Linked DNA regions of Homo sapiens: region 1 is linked to region 2. The links are chromatin contacts, found by Hi-C or POLR2A ChIA-PET in ENCODE. All regions are on one chromosome and are shown on one strand. The core of a region is the stretch at or near the end of the contact, and the rest is flanking DNA. Distances in the headings are between cores, read along the strand shown. Region 1 overlaps RALGAPA2 (Ral GTPase activating protein catalytic subunit alpha 2). Region 2 overlaps RALGAPA2 (Ral GTPase activating protein catalytic subunit alpha 2).

What was found. Hi-C counts contacts between places; a loop is a spot of excess contacts on that map. ChIA-PET counts read pairs that join two places held with the same protein, here RNA polymerase II (POLR2A). Pooled maps may share reads with other maps.
Region 1: a loop to region 2 is called in a map of dorsolateral prefrontal cortex, with 4 times the contacts of the local background. The contact joins two enhancer-like sites. A Hi-C loop is called at or near these places in 5 of 168 maps with a recorded cell type or tissue (GM12878, dorsolateral prefrontal cortex and posterior cingulate gyrus), 26 of 37 single-sample maps with no recorded cell type and 19 of 50 pooled maps. POLR2A ChIA-PET finds 5 or more read pairs at or near these places in 10 of 52 experiments (AG04450, Caco-2, GM12878 and 6 more).

Annotation. Positions count from the first base shown.
Region 1 is chr20:20,488,602-20,494,739 of GRCh38, reverse strand. The region is part of intron 36 of RALGAPA2 (Ral GTPase activating protein catalytic subunit alpha 2); the gene reads left to right. Among named protein-coding and RNA genes, the nearest start is that of INSM1, 120 kb to the right of the region's middle. RefSeq lists an enhancer at 1,184-2,431. Within about 2 kb of position 2,084, at least 4 of the 41 ENCODE cell types and tissues checked have a DNase peak (open chromatin) inside an H3K27ac peak, as active enhancers do; they include dorsolateral prefrontal cortex, where a contact is called at or near this core.
Region 2 is chr20:20,450,994-20,457,110 of GRCh38, reverse strand. All of the region lies in intron 37 of RALGAPA2 (Ral GTPase activating protein catalytic subunit alpha 2), which reads left to right. Among named protein-coding and RNA genes, the nearest start is that of INSM1, 86 kb to the right of the region's middle. RefSeq lists an enhancer at 4,232-4,341. Within about 2 kb of position 4,575, at least 8 of the 41 ENCODE cell types and tissues checked have a DNase peak (open chromatin) inside an H3K27ac peak, as active enhancers do; they include dorsolateral prefrontal cortex, where a contact is called at or near this core.

The sequences.
Region 1 (6,138 bases), core at 835-3,334, 40 kb before region 2:
AGAACCGTGGGTATGGAATCCAGCCTTGCCTGGTGTCGGGCACTTGCCAAGCCTCTGACTGTGCTAATGGGGTCAATCCTGCAGAATTGCAGGCATGTCCACGAAGAGGCCGGGACTCTGGAGCACGGCCCACGTGATGAGTTTCAACAATTGGAGCACCTTGCTGCAGAATCAATTCAGCCATGTCAATTGGTATTGATCATGGGAAGAGCTGGAACAATCCAATGATCTGTGTGCTGTGTACTAAATTGGCTGCAGTTTCGATCCTTGTCATACCTTTAGTGGTATTTTAGCCATGCTTTATGTAGCGACTTGTTTTTGTTTTAGAATTACTAATAGAAGGGCGTTTTTAAAGTTCTTAAATTAAACATTAGCATATTAAGCCATCCCTCAAGAGGAATGACATTGTGTTTTTCAGCTTGATAGTATGTATAATCTTCATTTTCATTTCAAGTTGTTCTCCTGAAGGAGCTGAAAGTTACCCTTCTGAAAACTCTCTTTTAAAGCTTTGAAATAATAGGCAACAGATTTATTGTTCATATTGGGATTTATGACCTAATCTAAAGGGTTAAAGTTGTGAGGATTAAATGAGCTAATAAATAGAAAGTGCTTCAAACAGTGCCTGGTCCAGAGTAAAAGCTACTTAAGTGTTAGCTATTATTATTATTATTGTTGCTGTTGTTTTTTGTTATTACTACTATGGAGAGAGAATACTTAATGAATTCCAAGTTTAACATGCTTATTATTCTCAGAATAGATGCATTGTGGGTCAACTCCTGAATTCATAAAAGTCCCATTCTGGCTGTTGCAAAGCCTGACATAAAGGGAACCCTCTTTTCTATTGAGGGAACGCAGATGCCAAAAGTCACTTCATATTAAATATTTGCATCATTTTTTATTCTGATCTCCATGTGCGTGAAGTTTTCAGTTTTGTGTATGAAAATGGCTCTTAGTGCTAACATTTGTATTTGTCCATGAAGAGCACTACTTTAAAGAATTAAACTGAAAATTTTAATATAAGAGAACCAGTGAATTTAGTGTCTTATAGCTTTCAAAAAGAGGAAATGTGTTTCTTTAATATTTAGTATGGATTAATTGGCTTTATTAGCTCATTTTCAACATGGGCTTCTAAAATGTCATTTAATGTCCTAAAAATGTCACCTTTATTTTTAAGTAAAAAACATGCAAGCCATTTTAATTCACTTTATAGAATCAAAAGTGATTTTTTTGATTTTTTAAAAAGATAGTACACTTATAATGCATGAATATAATTATTAACATACCTTGTAAACTTTCTTATAAAATGTTTGCACATTTAATGAATTTGGCTATAAATTCTGACAAGATGAATTGAGCAAATCGCTTTCTTAATATTTTAATTCAAAAAGCCTAAAGGGAAGAAGAGAATAATGGCCAACTGGAAATTTAGTATTATCCTTACATTTAAAGTACAAACCATTACAATGTAATAAAATTAATCCAGACATTTCCAGGGCAAGTGTGGCTGACCTTTTGTTCACCAACCACTGACCCCAGGGTGAATGCAAGAGGCTTGCGGAGGGAAAGTCTGTTTGTTTGGCTTCAGTCCCTGGTATTTAAATTGCATTCCCTAATCAAATGAAAAGGCTGTCCTCTCTATCAGGTTACAGAATCCATGGCAACATTTGGCCTTTTATATCCATAATGTTAGCCTTTTTGTTTGCATCTAAGTAGAGACACCTGGAGCAATGTTAACATTAACCGATTTAGCATTAATAGCTTCATTATATAAGAATTTCTGATCAGATAGCTGTTACTTTTGTTATATTGCTTCAGCTTGTATTGTTGTCATTTTTTATCTCCCTGCTTGGCAACCAGGCAATGATTTGCAAATTTTTTTTGTCTTGATTAATTAAGCAATATAATTATCAGTAACCGTGATGCAGTCTTTGCTCAACAAAGCTTCTGAGAGAAAACAATGGTAAGTCTGTTAGTATGAATGCATTCCACGCGTCCCAGATGCATGAGGATATTACGGACAATGAGGGGAAAGGCCGCCTGTGAGCGAGGACAAAGGGTGCCACGCAGACTCGACACACTGCACATACCGCCAGGGACATGCTGCGGGCTCCCTGGGACACAGACGCCTCGTTAGATTACAGCTAGTCAGCAGAGATTAATTCTCAGCCATTTGGTACAATAATTTACCCATTCCCCAGCCTTTTAACTAGTGCTCCTTACTGTGGAAGGGAAGGCTTTGTACTCAAAAGGTTTATTTAACCTTGCCTACTTTTAGGGATCTCCACCAAAATCCGTATTTTTTTCTTAGAAATTGTAATGACGCAGCTGCTTGAAGTTAAGGAATATTCCTTTTGAAGGACAGGATATGCATGTTTCCAAAATTGTAGGTAGAGTCAAAGGCATTCTTTTAGCACCTGTGTATTTCATCTGAGTATAGTATGACTCTGTGGTCTAAGTACATTTATTTTACTGTTCTCTGGGCAGCCATACTCCTCTAAGAATAATTTTAATCCTTTTTTGGGAGAAAAAAAAACCTCATCAGTACACAAAAGTCTTGCTCATTGGGTAGAGTCATGCATATTCAAATTGTACTTTCATTCACTCGGCCTCATTAATAGCGTATGTAATAATGTAGGGCTATTTGTAATACAAGCTTACAGGCAGCATTGCTTCCAAGTCCTTTGAAATTTAACATATTTCGCTTTTTCATTCCATACACCTCCCTTAAATATACAAATTATGTGCCTGGCAGAATCCGCCTCCTCTTAATAATACACAGCATTTGTGAAATGGTATGTTGAAGAAGTGTGGGTGTGCTTGTGTGAACGCATAAAACCCTCTCATCTGAGTGGGCCTGTTCACTTCTTGAGCTTTGTATTGAACTTCTTTTTTTCATTTAAAAAAAAAAAATCAGTGTGCTTAGCAGCATCATTCCATTGTTAAATTACTTTCAAAATAAGTCCATCTCCATAAACATTGACACAATCATTCTTTGGTCACAGAAAAGAAATGTGTTATTGTTAGACTTATGTTTTTTCCAGCTTTTATTATTAAGTCAGCAGTCAAGGAAAGACTTGCATATAGAGCAGAATGTGAGTGATTCAAGGGGTTTGTTAAAATGCCAGAGTTGTTCTTCAGAAAAGTGATTCATAGAACTTCCACACTGCAGTGAGTACCCGTGCTGCTTTCCCTCTCTTTCAGTATCTGGAAAGTAATATTGGTGTTCAAAGTGTTTGCCTTCAGAAATTTGCGAAGGTAAGTTTTAGTGGTTTGGGCATGTTTATTTCCAGGCATAGTAGTGACTGGCTGGTGACCAGTTGACCAGAGGGTAGGTGTTCAGAAGCAGCCTTGAGCAGGAGCAGTTGAGACAAGAGGAAGTTTTGGTGAAGTGTCCTCCTCTTCACCTCAACCAGAGTGTCCCTTTTGTAAATGGAAAATATGCTAATGTCCTCTGAACTCTACTTACTCAGCCCTGGTACATACGAGCATGGAGAAAAAAATGATAGTGATTCAGTGATTTGTGAAAAGCGTAGGAGGGGAAGTAGTAAGACAGGAGATGGGACACCAGAGTTCCAGTTCTAAGCCTACCACAAGATGGTAGGTGTCTTGGGCAGATCTTTCCGTTTCTTTGAATCTTAGCTTCCTCAGCTGTGAAATGCTGGTTGAGAACCAAGGCTTCTCTGTAGTCCTTACAGGGATTCTAAATGCCTTTTTTTTTTTGGATCCTCTTGTTCCTAGCTGCCCGTACCTTTCCTTAAGTTGTCCTGACTATCCCCAGAGCGTCATGGAAGTAGTCGCTGGCTCTCTTGAAGGTTCAGCAGCTATTGTGAGTGAGTGAGTGTGAGTGTGTGTGTGTGTGTGTGTGTGTGTGTGTGTGTTCATGTGTGTTCATGCATCCCTCTTCAGGGTGACATCTAGCCCAGGACCTGTACCTGGAGCAGGTGCCCAGAAATGCTGGGAAAAGGCTGTTGTGCCAGAAGTTACAAGAGCATTTGCACATGGGAGGCTGAGAGGAGCCTAGGATTGGCACTGAGTTTGAAAGGAAGTCTTTTAAGCTTACTAGTGTGGCCTCACGGTATAGGGAGAGTGTTTGACTTTGCAACATGGTTATGTAAATTTCTTTCTTTTCATTTTATATGTGCAGTTTTCTTAAATATTTATCCCAATCACAGCCAACTAACCTGTTTAAGATTAAATCATGCCCTTTAAAATGCTCTGGGAACTTCTCAGGGAAAATAAATTGTTAACCTTTGAATATACAAAGAATTATTTATTTAGAAAAGATCATTGAAAATACCAAACAACCAGAATGTACTAAAATAGGTTATTAAATGGATTACTATGTTATGTTCTGTTTGGATAATTTATTATTATTGTTATTAGCATTATTTTTAGTAAAGGAATGACATTGAGAACTATGTGAAAAGGCATCTGTCATTTGCAGATGTTAAATTAAAATCAAATTTCTTCTCTAATTCATTGCCACTTCTAATTAGAGGAATTCCCTAGATACAGGGGATTTGTATTATTCCTTTTGTCCGGTTTTTGAAAGACTGAGTCACCCACGAGCAGTTGCTGAAGAATACTAAAGAACGTTTATTTATACAATAAGCCTTGATACAGATGGAAGAAAATCTATAGCCTACTATTATTAGCTCTTAGCTGCTGTTTTATCTTTCACAACAATTTGGCTTTTGAGAATTTCTTCTCAACTGATTTTCCTCAGAAGTTGACGTTGTTTCCCCTTTTTTAAGTTGGTCTTTGCATATACATCTTCTTCTTATTTGCTTTATCTTCTCTCCTTTGGCCAGCCAGAGCCAGCCTGTGTAAATGCATACCAAATGGCAAATGGTAATGTAAGAAAGCAAGGCAGCTCTCATTCTCTGCCTCTGAGCTACTCAGTAGGAAGGGCCTTTTGGCTCAAGAGACAGCACACTCCCCAGACCCCTTGGCATGCGACTGCCTAGGTTCCTGCACACAGGTGCACACAATGTCAGCCACTCAGCCCAGCAAGGAGGATGGGTGTCCAGAGCACACAGAACTTTTCTGTGAAAAGGAAAGAGCGCTCATTGCCCCAAATCAGATAATTTATCTTTACAGTAGTATTTTCTATGCTATACTTGAAATGTATTAGTTTGTTGTTGTTGGGTTTTTTGCTCTTTTTTTTTTTTTCATGAATACTTTCATTACAACTCCACCTCACTGATTACTGGACTGCTTTTAGTATAAGCCATAAGAGGAAGTACACTTATTTTTTTATATAGAATATTTTTTAAATAAACTCTTTGAAGTGTGGTGTTACTAAAGATAGAAGGAAGAAAGGGTTATTCTTTCTTATTTTCTTATTTCTTATTTGAACCTGGCAACACGAATGATCTTAGACTATGAGTAGATTCTTAATTTTCCTGTTTGGAACTGAAACGCCTGTGTTTTCTACCAGTACTGTCGTAGAGGGAAAGCTCATTATTAGTCATCACTAGTAGAACTAACAGTCTCCTCCTTCTTTGCTCCCATTTGAATTCTCATAGGTCCGACTGCTTCCTCTGTGCTGTAGACGCTGATATCAAAATAGCTTTGCCCAATCTTTGCAGTTTTTAAATCTTTATGTTTTAATTGTGGAACATTTTCTTCAAACCCACCAAACAAAACTATGGCAGTGGAAGAAGGCTACTCAGGATCCCAAGGCCACTCCCGTCACCCTTCCCCTGGCCTTTCATGCATCTCCATGAAGCAAAAGACAGATGGTCACAAGAGATCTTATTCTAGAAATGTCGAAAGGAGCAACAGATTTGGTTAATGCCCAGCAATTAGTCCCTTGGGAACAGGAGTGCTTCATTCAGTCAAGCAGGAAACATCTATCAGTTGAGGCTGCTTCATGCCAGGTACTGTGTCAAGGGCTGGGGGTCCCACTCTCCTGGAATCTAAATTTTAGTAAGGGAGAAGGCCAGTAAATAAGTAAATAAATGGTTGAGCTGAGACTCTTATAGCAATGGGTATTTCAAAGAAAGTAAAGCAGAGTGATAGAATGGGCAGGAAGGAGGCTGCTTTAATTCAGATAGGGAGACATCTGGTTTCCAGTCAGTATGTAGGGAGCTTGATAGTCATCACTGCCATCCTCACAGCAAGAAAAAGAACGAG
Region 2 (6,117 bases), core at 3,326-5,825:
AGGCACGTGTTAAATTTCAGTAAAGCTTAATTGAGTTCATCATTGGAGATAAAAAGATAAATATTAATAGAAGTCCTAACATTGTCTTCTCACATGAGAGTCTGCAAACTTGCAAAATTAAGCATCATGATTTTTGCAAGAGCTGGACATGGTGTTGCAAGTTCCAGCTCCTCAGGAGGTGGGAGGATCACTTGAGTCCAGGAGTTTAGGCTGTAGTGCAATATGATTGTGCCGGTGAATAGCCTGCAGACACTGTCACTTAAAAAAAAAAAGGAACTTTATAAAGATTTTTGCAGAAATGTTTAAAGGCAAAATGGTGGAGGGAGGCTCTTCTATGGTTCTGTGGGTTGACTGGGCTCAGCTGGATGGTTCTTACCCAGGGTCTCTTACATCTGGCACCTGCATTGGCATAGCTGGAACAGCTTGGGGCTGGCCAGGCATACCTGGCTCAGCAGCCCCTCCACTTGGCTAGTTTGGGTCTTCTCGCAGCAGTCAGGCTTCTGACATGGCTGCTACAGGCTCCAGAGATCCAGGTGGAGGTGCCAGCTTCTTCACAATAGCACTTTGGAAGTCTCAGAACTATTTGGCCACAGCAGGTCACAAGGCCAGCCTAGATTCAAGGGAGGAGAGTGAGCCTGTTGTGAGATAAGCAGCAGCCTGCCTGTCCAAGGAGGGCCACAGGCCAACGGACATTTCTCTCTGTCTTCCATAGCTGGTGTAGCACTGACCACACTGGGTGAGGGGCTCACTATGAGGCATCTGCCCCTCCACTGGTCAGCAAGCTCCTTAAAGGTAAAGCTATGTGTTATTCATCTTTCAGTCTCCGGCATCTAACATCATAAGAAGTCAGTAGATGTTAGTTGGATTAAAATCAGAAATGCAAACATTTTAAGGAATTTCTAATTAGGGGAAAGTAGACTCTAGTGCCATTTATGTAATTACACCACAGGATGTCTTTACAATGTGCATGGGAGGAAATGACTTAATATGGATACTGAAAAGATAACTGATTTAAATAATGACTTCTAAATCCAGAGAGTTAAGTCATGAAAGCAATAGAGTTCACTCTGCTCCTGTGTCCACAGAAGCAAGTGTTGAAAGCGTGCATTTTGTTCCTGTTACACTTGATTTCCTTGAGCTCCTTATTTTCACTTTAACTTGGTCTCATGAATCCTAATTTTATATTGCTTTCAAAAATCATGAGTTTTGATGTACCTCATAATTGTATTTGACTTTTTAGATGAGTTTATGTCTTTGTGCCTTGGAAGTTGTCTCCCCCAAAATCTTTTGAAAACCATATAAATTGTATCATTGAGATTTCTTTAAGGAGAATGTCCGTTTGGACCAATTTTTTTAATGTTTTGCTTTAAGTAGGGGAAGGCATCAGCTTTTAGTGGGGAAAAGGATTGTGTCTTTTTATAGTAAGAGCCGGCCTGATGGCTCTGGTGAACCTCTCAGCCGCTGGAGGAACATTCTTAAAGATGTATCCACATTCTCTGACCACTTCTTAACATGACCCTTGGCAGTCCTCTGTGGCAGTGGTTTGTCCGTTCTGCCTTGGAAGACCATAGGAATGCCCGTCCTAGGCTTTTGTTGCCTGTGTTTTTTAAACAGCCAGAGATTTCACATGGCATCTTTGGATCTCGTGACCAGCTGACAGGCGAGGAGGTGGTGATGACATTCCAGCCTTTGGCCCGATCCCCCAGCTCTTTAGTGTTTCCGTGCACGTTATAGTAACTCATGGGTGATGTGAAGGAGTGCCACTCTGCATCTGGAACCACGGCCTTCTGCCAGAGCAGATCGATACTTGAGCTGTCTGTCTCTAGCGCTCACCTTCCTTTCGCACAGCGAGACCCTTCTGCAGGCAGCGATCGATAGCTCTAATCCGTGGCAGCCTGCAGCAAGTCATGCGAGGCAGAGCACTTAGGTGGCATTACACGGGACTGTGGAGGCAGCAGCTCCGGGGCTTAGATTCGTAACACCCTTCCTAGGGACACATTCTGTTTGTAATGTGTACTTTTTATAATCTCCGTCATGGATCACCATTCCTCTGAAACTTGATTCAGGGAAATGGACATGTGTTTGTGTTTGTGTATGCATGTGTGAATTACAGACAGATATTCATTCCCTTCTCAGACTTTGTACCAGCCCTCCCTGGTGCTGCTCCAGACCATCACTGCGTCACTACAGACCTGGGCTTTGTGCTGTAATTATTTCTAGTCTGGGTATTTTTAAAACATTAAAACTTTAAAAATATATATATATTTGAAATGCCAGTAACTGAAGAGCATTCTTACTCTAGCATGTACTTTCCCACAAAACATCATTAGAAGACAATGAACATTGGATGTCACTACCGTCTTTGAATGGCTGTGACCAAGTGAGAGGCTGGAGAGTGAAGATCTGTCTTTCCCTGGACCACTGAGGCCAAAGGAGCTTCCCCTAGGGATTAGCTTTGGAACTACCCCTGTGGCATCCTTGGAAGGCAGAGTGGGGAGTCAGGAAAAGCCTCTTCAGTTCTTTACCTGGCTTCCAATCCTCATTCCATTCCCATATCTAGTTATCTTGATTTTATCTGTGGATTTCAGGATACAACGTAAAGTTAAGGGCTGATCTGAAGAAAGCAAATATGTGGGAGACAAGTTTGAACCAGGGTTTCTGGCCACTGTTGTGTGCTGGTCCTATAAGGAGCAGGCAGCAGTGGCCAATAGAGCCACGAGTGTCATGCCTGCTGTGTGCGAGAGCCTCAGCAGCTGCCTGCCGGTCAGAGAGGACTGGTTTCCAAATTCAGACATGCTCAAATTCATTAGTGAATGACACACTGTATTTTACACAAAGGTCTCTCCTGGGATGTAATCTTTGTTTCGAGCTCTGTGGCCTTTTAAACTCTATGCTGATCATCTCACCTTTAAGGCCACTTTCACTAATCTGCACCTCACAGGCCACTGCATCCTTTCCATTTTTCACAGAGTACAGATAACACCTTCGGAGAACCCCTTAAGTTGAGCTTAGCTCACAGGAAAACTTCTGAGAAACAAGTTTTTCTCCAAGAACCAGGTAGTTCTCTCTCATATTTACACACATCCTGCCCTACGATATAGAGGTGCAAGGTGCATTTCTTGCTGGAGATGATCATTCAGTAAAATGTCTTTTACTTAGGGCTTAAAAAAATCTTGACAAAAAATAATCAACTGATTCTGATAATCTGATAATCTCATTCATATTCCTAGACACCAATTCTGAAAAGTCCAAAAGCATTTTTTTCGTTAGTGTACTCATTCATTCAACAAAATACCCATCGGCCATTTCCTGTATGCCAGGCACTGTGCTGTTGCTGTGGGTGCACAAATGGAAGGCCCGGTGCCCACCCTGGAGGGGCTCTTTGTTGAATACAGAGCACATTAGGGAAGAGAGCAGTGCACAGTTTCCTCATGGCTGTGATGCAGAGTGCAGCCCAGAGCCTCAAGGCGTCCCACAGAGGGCCTGTGACCTGGCAATTGGAGGGTGAATAGGCGTCACAGGGACTTGATGGAAGAAAGGAGCATTCAGAAAAAGTAAACGACTTTCAGCGGAAAAGAGCCTTTGGTAAACCTGGAACCATCAAGAAACTTGGTGATCTTGGAGCTTCAGATGCTGCTAGGAGCCCAAACCCACCCCCCGCAGTAATCAGATTGGGGTCCACAGCACCCAGATGTGCACACATCACTCCCTCCCCTTCTTATCGCTGTCTCATCTCACTGTGTCTGCCAGACACCTTCCCCCATCTCATGCCATAGACCCCTCACTCATAAGGAGATGTGCTACTGTCTTGTCTTGTGTGAGAAGAACAAGACCAGGAGGTGAAGCTGCTTGGAGCTGTCCTCTTGGGTCACCTGGAGAGACATCTGTTTACTTAGCTGCACCATTCTTTGCTCTGTCCCAGGCACTAAGAACCTCACATATTTTATTCAGTTATTAAGCAATCCTATCAGGAAGGCACAATTATGATCCTATTTTAATGTATTATGCAAACGCAATGCAATGTCTTAACACAATCTATTATGTCACAAACTTTTTTATGTTTAAAAAATATAGTTGAGGGAACAGAAGCCCAGAAAAGTTAAATAACTTGCCTGAGGCCACACAGTTTTGTGAATGGTAACCAGGACCTGAACCAGCAGCAGCTGCTCCACCTGTGCCATCAACTCACGGCTCCCCACCACCCCAGTGCCTGGTCAACACCTCTCCATCAGGACCCAAAGATGCCTGTGGAATTTTACTTGCATTTCAGTGCAACATTTTAAATCATGTTGGATCTGTTGGTCGGATTTATAACTTGTGATTTACAGCTGATTTTGATAAGCCACAAATACCAGTATCATGCTTTAATGAGACTGAAGGCATGAACGAGCAGATTCTACTCTTGAGGCTGTTGTGGGAACATGCCGGCCGACATTGCACTTACCCCTCTGAAGGCCGGCATTGTCGCCAGGCTCATTAGCATCCACGCTCCTCGCTGGGCCGTTGCCGCTTGCTAGCTTACCAGCTGTTCCTGCTGCTCCGTACAATGTCGGATGTGTTCAGCTCACTGGGTTCCTGTCCTCGCCGCCGGGAGGAGACAGCCCTTCCGCTGGGGATACCCACGTGGCTGCCTGTCAGCGGTGGCACCGAATAAAGTAATAGGCCTTCGCATGGCATATGGTGTCTGGATTCGTACAAGATGCAAAACTCTTCTGCAGCTAATGCACGATGACTCATAGCATTGCTAATTTTTCAAACAAAAGCTGACTTCCACACCCACACTTTTAACCCCTCCAGCTAAAACGTCTTGAGTTGCAAAGCTCTACAATGGTGACTTTTGGGTCACTATATAAAATTTGTTATACTTACTGAAAGTGTATGAAACGATTTGCTTTACTTTGGATTGAAGTTATTTTAAATTTCTATTTTAAGTTTATTTCCTCTCTATATGGGGAATTTTTAAGCTTTAACTTTCAATTTCTTTTTTACATTGGAAGAGTCAAAACAGTTTGGTAGATTTATTTTAAAAGCTGTTATTAGAAAATCGGTCAGAAGACACTGTATTAGTTGAACACTTGTAATTGTTTAGTAGAAGTTAACTTTCTCTTTTAAAAGCTTCATAGAAACTACTGCCTAATGCTCTTATCAATTCAGGTGTGGAGCATTTCAAGCTCACATTATAGTATTTTAAAGCTATAAGAGAATGTTGATTCTTTTGTGGAATATGATTTTGCATAGTCTCTTCTAGTATACTAAATAAGGCCCACTTAACCAAATTCTGGCAACAGAAATTTAGATTATAAATTTATATTAAAATGTCCATTTTTCAAACTAGAAAATAAATACATGGGATCTTCTAAAAGAATGTCCCTCCTAAACTTTGGATCAGTTGTGCTAATAGATAGCTACATTCAATCTGAGACCTTAAGTACTAAAATAAGGCAGTTATTTGCATTTACACAATCAGGCCTCCCTTTGAAGTAGTGATCAAAATATTGGTTCTTTTATAAATAACCTTTTACTGAACATTTTATTTAAACATTTCAGAGTCAGGAATTGCAACCATGAAATGATTAGGCAGTTTCTAATTATGGATCAGTAAGTGTTTTGTAGCCAGTCTGGCACATGAGCACTTTTGCAATCAGAATTTGGCAAATGAATGAATTTATAAAGGAACTTCAACCTAAGAGGGTAATATAGATTTTTTTAAAAATAGATTACTTTTTGGAAGCCCAAAAGATGTCTTTTGGGGAGCAGGCTAGACACTCAGAATTGATGTTTCATTTTGGTTTCATGTTTAAGTCTGAAGTTTTTGCTTTCTGATCTACAGATAGGAATTCAAATGCACATCTAACTTATAAAGGGCATTCTATTCTCTGAAAATGAAACAAAAATATATAAAATTTCTAAGTGGGCCTCACTTTCTATATTCCAGTTTTGATGCCATTTTTCAAGCATGCTCTCTAATTTTGCTCTTTGCCATTGGAAATAAGCTGGTGTGTATTTGGTGTGCCTAAAAATTTATTAGGCACTTAAAATTCTCCACGTTTGGCATATGTGAGGATTTCTAGTTTTGCTTTCACTGCCTTGAGTTTGAGAGCTATGTTTGTTGTTGCT